Regions from separate parts of the Mus musculus genome. Here region 2 is linked to region 1. Evidence: chromatin contacts called from ENCODE Hi-C or POLR2A ChIA-PET data. All regions are on one chromosome and are shown on one strand. The core of a region is the stretch at or near the end of the contact, and the rest is flanking DNA. Distances in the headings are between cores, read along the strand shown.

Evidence for each region. Hi-C counts contacts between places; a loop is a spot of excess contacts on that map. ChIA-PET counts read pairs that join two places held with the same protein, here RNA polymerase II (POLR2A).
Region 2: a map of heart shows a loop between it and region 1 (2.4-fold over the local background). The contact joins the promoter of Tnfaip8l1 here to the promoter of Dpp9 in region 1. A Hi-C loop is called at or near these places in 1 of 37 maps with a recorded cell type or tissue (heart). POLR2A ChIA-PET finds 5 or more read pairs at or near these places in 1 of 5 experiments (embryonic stem cell).

The regions. Positions count from the first base shown.
Region 1 is chr17:56,215,993-56,222,989 of GRCm38, forward strand. It overlaps Dpp9 (dipeptidylpeptidase 9), which reads right to left and starts at 2,897. Exons shown (of 21, transcript NM_172624.3): 1 at 2,749-2,897; 2 at 1,417-1,469.
Region 2 is chr17:56,159,785-56,166,781 of GRCm38, forward strand. Tnfaip8l1 (tumor necrosis factor, alpha-induced protein 8-like 1) reads left to right here and starts at 2,707. Exons shown (of 2, transcript NM_025566.3): 1 at 2,707-2,822.

The sequences.
Region 1 (6,997 bases), core at 1,647-4,146:
CACAACCCAGAATTTCCTGGTCCAGGGTCCATCCCTGCAGCTTCCTCGAGAATCAGCAGGGGAGAAGAGGAGCAGGTGCAGGGGGGTTCTCCACCTGTATCCACATGGGCCTCCCTCACTTTCTCCTCCATCCTCCTCATCCAGACGCAACTTGATCTTTTTAACACTGACCCACTGACTGGCTCTGGGCACCAGTGTGGGTCTGCCATGCCAGCAGTTCGCCTCTGCCTCCAGAAGGGCGCTGGGGATCAGGGACACCCTGTGCTAAGAGTCTCACTGGGTCCCAAGCAACAGCAACCTGTATCTTTTGCGGGGTGGGTTTCTGGGATTTAGAGGTCCCAGAGCACTCTCCTGTCTCCAGGGTACCTCAGTACCCAAGGCCCCCACCACCTACACTTTAGACCTTCACCCCAAACCAAACCCAAACACCTTTTCCTGTTTGTCTCAACATCTTCTGTGTATGGGGCTGTTGCTCCCTCTCCCCTAAGACAAGACTCCCCACTTCCAGCCCAGGGCACAGTGGAAACAGAATGTAAGCCTCAATCCTTGTCTCCCATCAGCTGCTGACTCTGAGTAACAGCTGCCTAAGAAAAGCTAGGAAAAGTTACTTGGACAACACTATGGCCTCAAGGCAGGTGACTCTGTTGAATGGGGAGCCCAGGAAATGTCTGGGGACATGTCTGTCTGTCCAGACCAGAGCTTGGCCACTGGGACAGTGTTCAGGTACTTTGCAGGGCCCAGGATGCCTCATAGAGAACAACCTGCCCCAGTGCCCCCAAGGGATGACAGCTCCTTTCCAGGCAGCATTCTGTCAGTGTCTAAAGGCACAAGCCATTATGCCATCCTGGTTACTGTCCCCAGTCACCACCCAGTCGCCTTCTCAGAAGAGTCTGATGGATGTTTGATGCCACCTGAACACAAAGTGGAAGAGTGGCCAGTGTTCTCTGTCCAGTGCTGAAAAGCAGGACTTCCCATGTCAGGGAGAAGGGTCCAACCCCAGCTTAGTCATATCTGTGCTGTGTGACTCTCAAAGCTATAAACCCAGACTACAATATCTATGCCTGGGGCTAAGTGAGGATTCGGGAGTGCACACACAGATTTTCATAATGACAGCTGTCAGATGAATGAGCCATTTTAAAATCACACCCAATGGTCTCTCTGAGGCAAACACTACCATAAAGACTGATGCCCACACACTAGGTACTGTATCAGATGAGCTAGGGAGGTTGGCCAAGCCTCCCTCAAACCCAGCTTACTAGCCACTCTTCCTTTGTCCCCCTGGAGAGGGCAAAGTACTGCAGCAGGGACCAAGACCAGGGGTAACTGGCCCCAAAGCCACTGTCAACCTCTGCATTCCACAGCAAGCCCCAGCCCACCACAGAGCCTGCCTTGCTGCCCGACCCCAGCACAACTCACCTTCTAAAGGGTCCAAGGAGCTTCCATGGCAGCTGCAGGCGAGGGGCACGGACCTTAGAAGAACAAATGTGGTGTTGTTAAGGTGGGCAGATGGGAAGGGCTGGCAAGAATGAAGGGGTTGGTGAAAATGGGGTCTGGCAAGGATGAAGGGGTTGGCGGAAGATGAGGGGCTGGCAAGGATGGAGTGGTTGGTGTGAACTGGGGAACCAGTGAGGATGAAGGGGCCGGTGAAGATGGAGGGGCCGGTGATGTGTGTGGCTTCTTCTCACTCACTTTCCATGCGGGCGGGAGTCTCCGCCTGTGCCTAACCCTATCTACCTGGTTCGACTCTAACTGAGCCTCCCAGCCCCTCGGGGCTGCCAACATGCCCTGGGTTGTACTTGGAAGAGACGTGTCCCTCAGTGTGCGGTCTCCCTGGGACCCAGCAGGGAACTGGCGACTGTGGTCCACACCTCCTGGGCACCAGTCCCAACTCTTCGAAAGCAGGTTGGTGATTGCCCTGGGGGCTCCCGAGGGAGCCTGGGTAACAGGCAGCAAAAAGGCCGCTGAGGTCAAAGGCTGGGCAAAATCGTGGATGGGGAGGGGATGGATGGGCCTAAGGCCGAGATCCTAAGGGTGGGGCTCAAGATGCAGGGAATGAATGCTGGAAGCTGAGGGGGTTCAAGCTAATCCGGGGAGGAAAGGGATGAGACAGAGGATATGATTTTAGTCTGGGAGGGTATCAAGCTTGGCATGCGACAATGTGGAAACTGAGGCAGAGGATAAGGGCTGAGTGAAGGATCAGGCTTGGGGAGTGACCAGTCTTGGAAGAGTCAGGCTGGTAGGGTCATTTGGAGAGGTTCATGCTGCGGGTTTCAAGCTTTGGGGTATGAAGCTTTAGGATTTCAGGTTTGAGAGGAGGGTCAACCTGGACTATCAGGCCTTGAGGGAACAAGTTGGACGGATCAAGTTTTGGGGATCAGGCTTGAGGGATCAAGCTGGGAGGGGAATCAGGCTTGCGGGGATCCGGCTTTAGAAGATCAAGATGGAAGAGGATGAGGCTTGAGGGGATCAGGTTGGGAAGGATGAGGCCGGGAGGGAGGGTTTGGCAGAGACGAGGCTGGCGGAGGCTGGCGGAGGCTGCGCGGACGCCGGGCTGAGCCGCGCTCTGCGATGAAGCTGGCGGCTGCGTCTCCGCAGCGGTGCGGCAGCAGCTCTTGGGCGCGGCCCGGAACCGGCGAAGCGCGGCGACCAGAGCGGCGGGGACGACGAGGACAGGGCGCGCGGCGCCGAGGCGGGCGGACGGCGCCGGCCGGGGCGGGAGGCGGCGAGCCGGGGCCGGACGCTGCTCACCCGAGCGTGGCGCGGAGGACAAGCTGAGCAGGGCGTCCCCGGGGCCGGCGGCGCCTCACACGCGACGCTCCATGCCCAAGACGAGGGCCCGGAAGTGGCGGGCGCGGGGGGACAGCGAAGGCGGCGGACACCGGGGGGACCCGCCAGCTGCGCCTCCTTTGACCCGGAAGTTGAGCTGCAGAAGCAGAGGCTTTTGATTGGGTAACGTCAGGGCAGAACCAACGTCCGTGAAACTCTAGGGGACAATGCTCAGGAGCGTCTTAGGGCTGAAGGCAAGGCTGGTGGCCCCTTGCTGTCTGGGAGAGGACTGCGGGATGGACACCCCTGCTCCAGTTCTGCTGGCCAGCTCGACCCTGCAGTGACCTATTAAAAATATCTAAGAAAGCTGAGATATTGGTAGAATAGTGGTTAGGAAAGCTGCCTTCCAAAAGGTGGCCCCGGGTTCTAGTCCCAGATTGCTTACGCCGCTCATCCCAGCGCTCGGAAACTCTCCACTTAATCAGGCTAGCTTTGAACTCTAAGATCTGCCTGCTCTGTCTAGATCTCGCCCACACCATGTTTTACTTTGTTTTTTGTTTTTCGAGACGGGGTTTCTCAGTATAGCCCTGGCTGTCCTGGAACTCACTCTGTAGACCAGGCTGGCCTCGAACTCAGAAATCCGCCTGCCTCTGCCACCTGCCTCTGCATTAAAGGTGTGCGCCACCACGCCCGGCTCATGTTTTACTTCTTATCTGTGCATTGTGTCTGAGCCACGCGAGTGTGACAGAAGAGGACAATGGGTTTCTTTCCTTTTAATTTTTTTAAATTTATTATTATATCTAAGTACACCTAAGTACACTGTAGCAGTCTTCAGATTCGAGGGCGTCAGATCTCATTAAAGGTGGTTGTGAGCCACCATGTGGTTGCTGGGATTTGAACTCAGGACCTTCAGAAGAGCAGTCAGTGCTCTTAACCACTGAGCCATCTCTCCAGACCCACAATGGATTTCTTGTAACTGGAGTTAAGGCCACATGAGTGCTGGGACATGGACTCCCCTCCTCGCAGAGCCACCTCTCTCAAGCCTCTAAAGAGCTTTTGTAAATAAAGACACACTCCCCAAAAGTTATCCTAACAGGGTTCCTGCAGAAGGGCATCCATTGTTTGGTGAGTGACATTTAGTGAGCATCCTCCATTGTTGTTGAAGTGTCCCCACTTAGCTTCCTAGCTAGTTAACTTTTTGACCGGAAATCCTGAGAGCTACATTTTTAACATGATGTTGCAACCCTGTTCCCTTTCCAGGAACCCTCCCTGGAGACACCATTTGTTACACAATTACAGGACGTGGCTGAGGGCCTGGCGGCTCTCCTGGTCTTCCCCAGTTCCAGCCATCCTCTTCTCTCTCCTGACCCCTTTCTTTTCACACCCATTTTGGGGAAGAGTCTCATGTAGCTAAAATTTATCTTGAACTCCTGCCTCTTCCTCCCCAGTGCTGGGGTGACTGTACACCACCATGCCTGGTTAATGAGAAGCTGGGGATTGGGACTGAGCCTAAGCCCCAGCATCTGCTTGAACTTGAAGATGAACTTATGTGATGGGGGAGGGAGGGAGGAGGTCCTCTGGGGTCAAGGGTCAGCTCCAGCACTCAGAGGTGGAGACCTTTGACATGAACATGTACTACTAAAGACAGAAAGAGGGTGTCTTAGGGTTTCTATTCCTGCACAAACATCATGAGCAAGAAGCAAGTTGGGGAGGAAAGGGTTTATTCAGCTTACACTTTCATGCTGCTGTTCATCTCCAAGGAAGTCAGGACTGGAACTCAAGCAGGCCAGGAAGCAGGAGCTGGTGCAGAGGCCATGGAGGGATGTTCTTTACTGGCTTATTTCCACTGGCTTGCTCAGCATGCTTTCTTATAGAACTCAAGACTACCAGCCCAGAGATGGTACCACCCACAAGGGGCCTTTCCCCCTTGACCACTAATTGAGAAAATGCCTTGCAGCTGGATCTCATGGAGGCATTTCCTCAACTGAAGCTCCTTTCTCTGTGATAACTCCAGCTGTGTCAAGTTGACACCCAAAACCAGCCAGTACAATGACCCCTTGTCAACTTGATACACAAACACATCAATCACTATTAAGCCTCAAGCTTTACTTTCTTATTCATTCCCAAGATCTAAATAATTTTAAAAGTCCCACAGTCTTGAATATTAAAGTTCAATCCCTTTAAAATGTCCAATATCTTTTAAAATTCAAAGTCTCTTAACTGTGGGCTCCATAAAAATACTTTCTTCCTTCAAGAGGGGAAAATATCAGGGCACAGTCACAATCAAAAGCAAAATCAGACTCCAACCATCCAATATGTGGAATCCAACTCACTATCTTCCGGGCTCTTCCAAGAGCTTGGGTCACTTCTCCAGCCCTGCTCTTTGTAGCACACACATTGTCTTCTAGGCTCCAGCTGCCTGTACTCCACTGCTGCTGCTGTTCTTGGTGGTCATCTCATGGTACTGGCATTTTCAAAACATTGTTGTCTTCCGCTGTAACTAGGCTTCACCAACAGCTTTTCATAGGCTCTCTTCATGGTGCCAAGCCTCAACTCCTTTGCATGACCCCTTCTATCCTGGGCCATCAATTGCAACTGAGGCTGCACCTTCACCAATGGCCTTCCATGGCCTCTCACAGTGTCAAGCCTTAGCTGCTCTGCATGACCCCTTCATGCCTTTAAAATCAGTACCATCTAGGGTGACTTTTACACATTACCAAGTCCTGCTGCCGCACAAAGTAAAACCTTGGTTATCTCTGAAACACAGCCTCTGTGCTCTCAGAAAACACTTCCCAAAAGATTTCACCTCAATGATGCTGGTCTCTTCTTAATCACAGCTAATTTCTTAGCTCCAGCTAACCACCATCAATAGTTCTAGTAATGCAAAATTTTCACTTTAGTAGTTCTGGTATCTTGTTAATCACAGCTGATTCTTCAGCCCCAGCTAACAAGAACCACAGAATCTTCACAATCAAAATAACAATGGCCCTGAAAAGAGTCTTCAATCTTCCCTCTGAAATTTCGGAAGCCAGGCCTCCATCTTCTGCACTGTTCTCAGCATTATCTTCCAAGCTCCTACACACATCCCACAGTGCTCTTAACACCGAATGGATCTTCTAGTCTAAAGTTCCAAAGTCCTTCCACAGTCCTCCCCAAAACATGGTCAGGTTGTCACAGGAATACCCCACTATGCTGGTACCAATTTCTGTATTAGTCAGGGTTCTCTAAAGTCACAGAACTCATGGGTAGTCTCTATATAGTAAAGGAATTTATTGATGACTTACAGTCTGCAGTCCAACTCCCAACAATGGTCAGCAGCAGCTGTGAATGGAAGTCCAAGGATCTAGCAGTTGCTTAGTCCCACACGGCAAGCAGGCCTCCCTTCTTCCAATGTCCTTATATGGTTTCCAGCAGAAGGTGTAGCCCAGATTAAAGGTGTGTAGCACCACACCTTTAACCCCAGATGACCTTGAACTCCGAGATCTCCCTGTCTTAATCTTCTGGAATCCATAGCCACTATGCCTCAAGAGCTCCATACCAAGATCCAGGTCAGAAACTTCTATCTCCCAGCCTCCAGATTAGGGTCACTGGTGAGCCTTCCAATTCTGGATTGTAGTTCATTCCAGATATAGTCAAGTTGACAACCAGGAATAGCCACTACAGAGGGGTAGTCATTGCCTCTATCTCTGAACTTGGGGAGGGTAAAAATTGACTCAGGGCCCACATGAACGACAGCCATTTCCCAGCTGGCAACACTAGAGACTGGAAGTCCTTCAGCTCCCAGGACAAAGGACAAAGTGGGGAGGAACAACGGGTGGAGAAAAGGGAAACCAGAAAACGGAGAATGCCAGCTGGGACATCCATGTCTTGGATCCACTCTGGGTATCCTCAACTTCAGAAAGCAGGATGATTAGGAAGAGAGGAGCCCCTCCAACCCAGGAGCACAAAGGCCCTATAGGAGCATGCACAGTGGGACATCCAGAAACTCCATATTGGCCCTCACTGTCCCATTAGCCCCTCCCTGGCCCTGATCCAGGTAGGTGGGGAGAGGGGTGGGCCCAACCTTAGGGGAGTCCTGACCCATCCCTCGAGCCCTCCTCCCTGCCTTCTTCTGTCCCTGAGGCTTCCTCCCCTGGAGTGTGTCCAGCTGGAGAATAGGGCTAGATCCTGGTGCAAAGCGAACCTTCCCCCTAATGGCCAGCTGGGAAAGTAGGTGATGGAAGGGAAGGTT
Region 2 (6,997 bases), core at 1,457-3,956, 56 kb before region 1:
CAGGGAAAGGGGTTGCTTGATCGGGGTCATACATCAGAGAGAGGTGCAATGCAGACTGTCAGGGTGCTGGAGAGCTGGTGGTGGTGAGTCTGGAGTGACATGGACCTGTGATCCCTCACGTCTGGAGCCAGGATCGAGGGCTTATTCTCTGGGAGGCGTGCAGAGCGCGCCTCCTGCTGGGCACGGCCGGAATCTGCAATGCTAACCAGATCCCAGGAAAGACCTCTCAGGACACTGAGATTTCCTGAGGTGCAACTCTCAGCCCTTGTGAAGCTCCTTTCTGAGTTGTCTTCGTTAGGGTCTCCATTGCTGAGAAGAGACACCATGACCAAGGCAACTTTTCATAAAGGACAATATTTAATTGGGGCTGGCTTACTCAGACTGAACTCAGAGGTTCAGTCCATTATCATCAAGGTGGGAAGCATGGCAGCATCCAGGCAGGCATGGTGTAGGCAGAGCTGAGAGTTCTACATCTTGATCCAAGGGCAGACTGGAGAAGACTGGCTCCCATGTGGCTAGGAGGAGGGTTTCAAAGCCCACTCCCAAAGGGACACACTTCCTACAACAAGACCAAACTTCCTAATAGTGCCACTCCTGGGCCAAGCATATATAAACCATCACATGAGCTAATCTTTTAATCTCTGTTTTCTCATTCTAAGACGATCCCTCCTAACCCCCTAACCTTTATTGATCTCTGCGGTCTGAAGCTTTGTTCCCATCCAACACTAGCTCTGTCCTCTCCCCAGCCCCAGGTACCCACCACCCTATTTCCTGTTTCTGTGGCTCTGATCAATGCAGAGAACTCCTGGGAGTGGGACTGTACGGGATGCATCTGTGTGTGGCTCACATCACCAGATATCATGGGGACCTGGTGTCTGAATGGCCTCTCTCTTCCAGGCAGAGTAATATTCCCCCCTCTCTAGGCAGCATGCCTCATCTCCTCTCTCCAGTGATGGACACGTAGCCTGCTTCCATCGTTTGGCTACGGTGAATAATTCAATTAAAATTGCCATAAACTCATGTCAGAATCTATCTTTCTACTCGAGTGTACCTAGGTGGGGAATGCCCTGGGGTCATGGAGGTTTTCCGGAAATTTCCAATTGTTTTCTATATGGTCCGGTGTGTGTCCCCTCATCCTTACAGACAATTTGTAAGTTGTTTATTATTATTATTATTTACTACTGCTTCTAAGCTGGGTAGGGGCTTAGGGCTTCCTGCATGCTAGGAAATAATTCTACCTCCGCCCATGCCCCCTTGCCCACTTGATCTAGAGGATCAAGCGCACCAGAGCACCTCTGCTAGACTCTGTGAGGACCTGGTGAGGGAGACACTGGCAGAGCCAGGGAAGACAGTCCACATCCTCACAAGAGCCCACTCAAGGCTTCACTGGGGAATTCTAGGCAGAGGCTCCACCCTGTCCACGACCCAGCCTCTCACCACGGGACTCTAGGCAAGTGGGAGGGGTAGGCTCTAGCCCTGAACCCACACAGCTGGGTTTGATCCCCACTTTATCACACCTATGATATCTGTGGGTTCCTCAGACTCTAAGTGCTCAAAAATCAGAAGCCCCCAAACCTGCTTCAGTGACACCTGCTTCCCCCCACACACCTCAAAAACACACTAATTGCCCTGGCTCATACTGGGGTATGAAAAACCTAGAGCTGTGGTCTCTGTCTTTGATACTGAGCTCTGTCTAGGGTCCTGTGTGGCTGTCACAAGGGTGAGCTCCTGGTACAGAGCAGATAGAGGCCATGTTCAGCACCCGGCAGAGCTGGGATGGCTACTGAACTTGTAAGTTCCTGGCCCAGAGCACAGACAATCTGAAATCAGGAAAGCCACTTGGGTCTGTGCTGCTCTAGGCAAGTCACTTAAGGTTTCTCTGGGTCTCAATTTCTATCTCTCAAAAGCCTGGATTTAGTTTTGTGTGTTAAGGCTCATGCAAGGAAGGTTAGAATGCAGTCAGCAAACACCTGAGGGGGCTTTCTGAAGAGGGAAGATGGCAGATGAGGCTTTTCCAAGTGTCCTTGCTGTGACAGGGCCATCCAGGCACAGGAAGTGCAGACCCGTGGTTGAGTTGGGGTGGAGTTTGGAGTAAGGTGGGGGTGTTGGGGATGGGTTGGGGGTGGTGGGAGTGTGGGAATCACTCCCAGACTGATTTTCCAGGTCTCACAGCTGCCCCCTGGGAGGTAGCTGGCCCTGTCTGGCCTCTGTCAGGGAGGTCATCACAGTGCCTCCCCCCTTACTCCAGAGACACCAACTGAAAGAGAGTCTCCGCAGTACTCAGGAACCCCAAAATTGTTGCAAGGCAAATGTTGGGGTGCATTTGTCATGGGAGTCCCAGGTGACACTCTAACTACCTAGTGGGTAAACTGAGACCCGCTCAGAGGGATGCAGGTGTCTCGCGGAGGCGCCTCTCTTCGCTTTGGCCTCTCAGATCTCTGTCGCGCGGTGCACGTATACCCCATTTTTCTCTGTCTCAGTCTCCTTCCTCTTCCTTCCAACACTTTCCCGCCACGGCATCCCTTGCGCTGGGCACCCAGCGCCGGCGCTATTCCGGAGGAATCTCCCGGCCGCAGACCACGCCCTCGCCCACGCCCGCGTCATGCCTCCCACCTCCTGGCAGAGGCTTGCTGCCATTGGCTCCTTCGTACACTGCCTGTGCGCTACCATTTGCTGAGCCAGTGAGCGTTTAGAGGGGGCGAGCCCTTTCTCGGGGGCGTGGCCTCCTAGCCAGCGGCCGGGCTCAGATCCAGCGGCCAATGCCTCTGGCCCCACAGAGGCACCTACAGAAAACTGAAGGCTTGACACATCCCGAGGAGCAGGTGAGCGATGGGGTCCTGCATTGGCTATCCTGGGTTCTTTCCGTCCCCTCCTATCCCCACACCGTCCTCTGTATATCCCGCCTCAGTTTCCTCTGTATACCTATTACTGACTGTGGGAGCATGGGTGTTGTGAGCAGGTTGCTGTGGGCTACTGTAATAGTCCTAACACATGTCCTCAAGAGGACACTTGATGGACTTGGCTCTGTACAAGTGTGCAGCCTGACTCCAGAATGGTCTAGGTATTCTCTGAGGTAGCCAGCTGGACCCCACTGTGGCTCTGGCTGGTGCAGGGTTACCCTGACTGGGACTGGCACTTCAAGCTTCCCATTGCCCGAGGGCTTGAACTCAGTTTTACCATCTGGGAACTGGGACAGTGGCTGTCACATAATTGGCAGGTGACCTGATCCAGGTCTGCAGCCTCCTGGCTCTTTCAGTGTTGGTTTGGAGGATAAACTGGGGTCCAGAATATGGGCTGCGGATGGCCAGAGAGATGGAGACACTGTCTCCAGAACCATATTCTGGTTTGTCACCTTTGTGAGCAGCGGGGCTGGAGAGGGACAGGGTGGAACACTAAACTGGAAACAGGCCTCTGGGTCACTTCCCGAGCTCCAGGCTGTGACGCCTCTGAACACCTTGCCTTGGGGTTAGGACACAGCTCAGACAAACCTGACTCACTTGAACAAGTAACTTAATTATAAGCCTCAGTTTCCCTGTCTGACTTGGGACAGTTGTTTCGTGACTCCCTGAGGCTTCTTGGGGGTGCTTAAACAGACAAAAGAGAGGCTGAGCCAGGGTGGGCTACACACCGAGGCTGTCTCTAAAACAAAAGGGACCCTAGGGTGTAGCCCAGTGCGTAGAGTGCTCACCTAGTAAGCAAGAGGCCTTGGGTTCCGGCCCAAACACAACATATACCAGGACATTTACCCATTTACCCAGTGCTTAGAATAGAGGCAGGTGGATGCCTGTAAGTTTGAGGCCAGGTCTACAAAGTGAGTTCCAGGCTAGCCATAACTATGTATAGAGATCCTGTAACAAACAACAGCCAACAGAGAAAGAGAGAGAGAGAGAGAGAGAGAGAGAGAGAGAGAGAGAGAGAGAGAGAGAGAGAACAGGAATGTAGGCTTTGAGTGCCAAACTTCCTGTTTTTCTGTCCTGGGACCTCAAAGTGGCCGCCTCTTCTCCACATGGAATGTCCTTGCACTTGAGACCTTTGTGCGTGCTGAGCCCTCTACAACCCTGGCAGATCAACACAGGCAGCGACAACTTTAAAACATAATAAGTTCATGATCTGGGCCGCACCTAGGATGTGGGTGACTGGGAGGGATGAGGGCGGGGCCATGGGGACTGTACAATGTAACAGAACAAAGAGAGTCATCACAGAACACCTGCCCTGGGCCTTCCCACACATGGTGAGCCAGACTTGGGCCAGGGCTGCTAGTTCCGTAATGGGTGAGTGGTGGATCCTGAGGGTATGAAGAGACATAGAGACTTGTCCCTCAGTTTACTCTCTCAGCCCTAGGCAAGCTAGGACTCACCTCACAAAAATCTGATTCCGTATGAGGGGACTCAGCATACAGGCCAAATAATCATGGCCACAGGAAGGCGTGCCACCCACTGACTCAGGTGCCATCCAGGGCTTAGTGGAGGCTTAAAGAGAGTGAGACTTGATCCGGGGGCCCAGTGAGCTCACTCCTCCAAGAACCCCAGTGTCTCCCCTGCATGGTTTTTCTGAGCCCCAACCCTGTGTTTCCCCATGTGGAAACCAGCGGAGGTAACCACTCCAGAGGGTGCTGTGCAGGTGGGGTCTTCTGTAGTCCTGACCAAAGAAAGAACCGTGGTAGGGTTGACCGTGTGCATAGCTCTGGAAGATTCCCAGACTAGATCATTAGGCTCCCAAATTTTAGGGTGGACCCCAGGGAAAGGTTGTAATGCAATGAGCTTCCAGGTAAGGGCTGGATTCAAGTCCCAGTTCTAGCCTGGTGTTATTCTGTGCATATCTGTCAGCTCCCAGGCCCCTGACTCAGTTTCTCCTTTTGTCATAACCATGAGAAGTTACTTAGTCATTTGATAAACTGTCCCTGAACACTGAGATAACTGAAGTGTGGTAGCTAATGTCGCCAGCACACAGCAGTGACTGAAGCTGGCCCAGTGCCCACCATCCTCCTGCCTCACAGTTGGTAATGCTGGACTCTGTCCTGAACTATAATAGTAACTGTAAGAAGAGGAAGGAACCGGGGAACTGAGTGTTCGTGGAGAGATCTGAGAGTTCCAGGGTAAAACAGCCACATAGCAACCTGAGGAAGACTATTGTAAGTGCCGGGCTCAGCATGTGTAAAGGTCCTGGGGCAGGACTGAGCCTGGTGTTCAAGAGGTGAATGGAGGAGGCACTGTGGCTGCAGCAGAGGGAGATGGGACCATGGAGGGATGAGGGCAGAGAGGGGAGCGAACTCAGTGCTCACAGGGGCTTCTGGCATTTCAGGAATCCTGGATAGGGTGAGAGGAACCAGGATGGAGGCTTCAGACCGTTGGAAATGGAAGAAGCCAATACATCCTGGGGCTGAATGTGCACACTGATAACCTTCATATTTCCCTTTTGTTAAAACCATGAGTGGATGTTGGGCGTGGTGGGACACACCTAAGAGGCTGGGCCAGGAGGATCATGGTAAATCCAAAGGTAGCCTGGGCTACAGCATAAGACCCTATCGTAAACCTCATTCCTAAAGAAACAGTGTGGAAGCTGAATCAAAGATCCATATGCTCTCTTTGGCTTTGTAACAGTCTCTTTGAAATATTTATTTATTCCTTTTTTGTGAATATAATGCTTAGAGGACAACCAGCTGGGGTCCTCGCTCCTTCCTGGTCAGACTTGACAGCAAGTGCCTTTATCTGCTGAGCGATATTGTAGGCCCTCTCAACACTCACTGCTTCGGTACATGGCCACTTTGCCTCACAGGCCCGCCACCTCCCATTCTCCTGGCAGCATCCTTGAGGGGAACCTGTTCGGGAACCCCCCAGTGTCTTTCTTGATTTCCCAGAAGGCTGGTGCAGATGGGCCGCGCTGCTCAGGGTGCTCTGTGGAGGTGGAGCCCCCAGCGGCCCCTGGGACAATCAACCGGGGTGGAGAGGGAGCATGGCCGGCTTGGTGACATCAATTATGGATGTGAATGCACTTCACGGGTGACATAAAGAATTCATGAGGCCAGGGGCTGCCCAGGGGTGGGAGGCGGCACGAGCCTCACAAGCTGCTGCTGGCTTTCGGGAATCTTGCCATCTGGTTGTTAAACCCAGATTAAAAGTCAAGGACTGAGTGCTTCCAGCTAAGTAAATCGTGTTGTGTTTATTATTTATTACATTTATTTACTGTGTGTATGAGAGCCAAGGCGCGTGTGTGGAGGTCAGAGGACAACTTGTGGGAATCATTGCTCTCTCCCATCGTGTGGGTCTCAGGGACAGGACTCAGGTTATTGGGTTTGGCAGCACGCACATTTACCCAATGCCATGGCAACAGAATGTAAATCATACAATAAATAAGAAGCTGGCATTGTGGTGGCACACACATGAAAGAAAGGAGTGGCCACTGGCATAGAGATCACCCAGTGATCTAGCTGGTTTTTGCTGTGGTCTGTGCCCGAGTTTATCCTCTCTTTCTTGAGTGTGTTGGAAATGACCTTCCCTGGGCTGGAAAGATGGCTCAGTGGTTAAGAGCACTGACTGCTCTTCCAGAGGTCCTGAGTTCAATTCCCAGCAACCACATGGTGGCTCACAACAATCCGTAATGAGATCTAATGCCCTCTTCTGGTGTGTCTGAAAATAGCAACAGTGTACTCATAGAAATAAAGTAAATCTTAAAAAAAAGAAAAGGAAAGGAAAGGAAAGGAAAGGAAAGGAAAGGAAAGGAAAGGAAAGGAAAGGAAAGGAAAGGAAAGGAAAGGAAAGGAAAGAAGAGAAAAGGAAGTGGCCTTCCCAGGTTGAGAGTTCTCTTGTCACCTTTGTGGATGAAGGTGGCTGTGTTTGCCACGTGAACCCAACCAAGATCCTCAGTCTGGACTTCATTACTGTGTGGCTGACTAGCCTGTGGAGATGGGGCCTGGCCGACTGACGGGTCACAGGAAATATTTTCAGCTGTGGAAAGACACAAGGGACTGTCTGCCCCCATATACCTCTGGGTCTTCAGA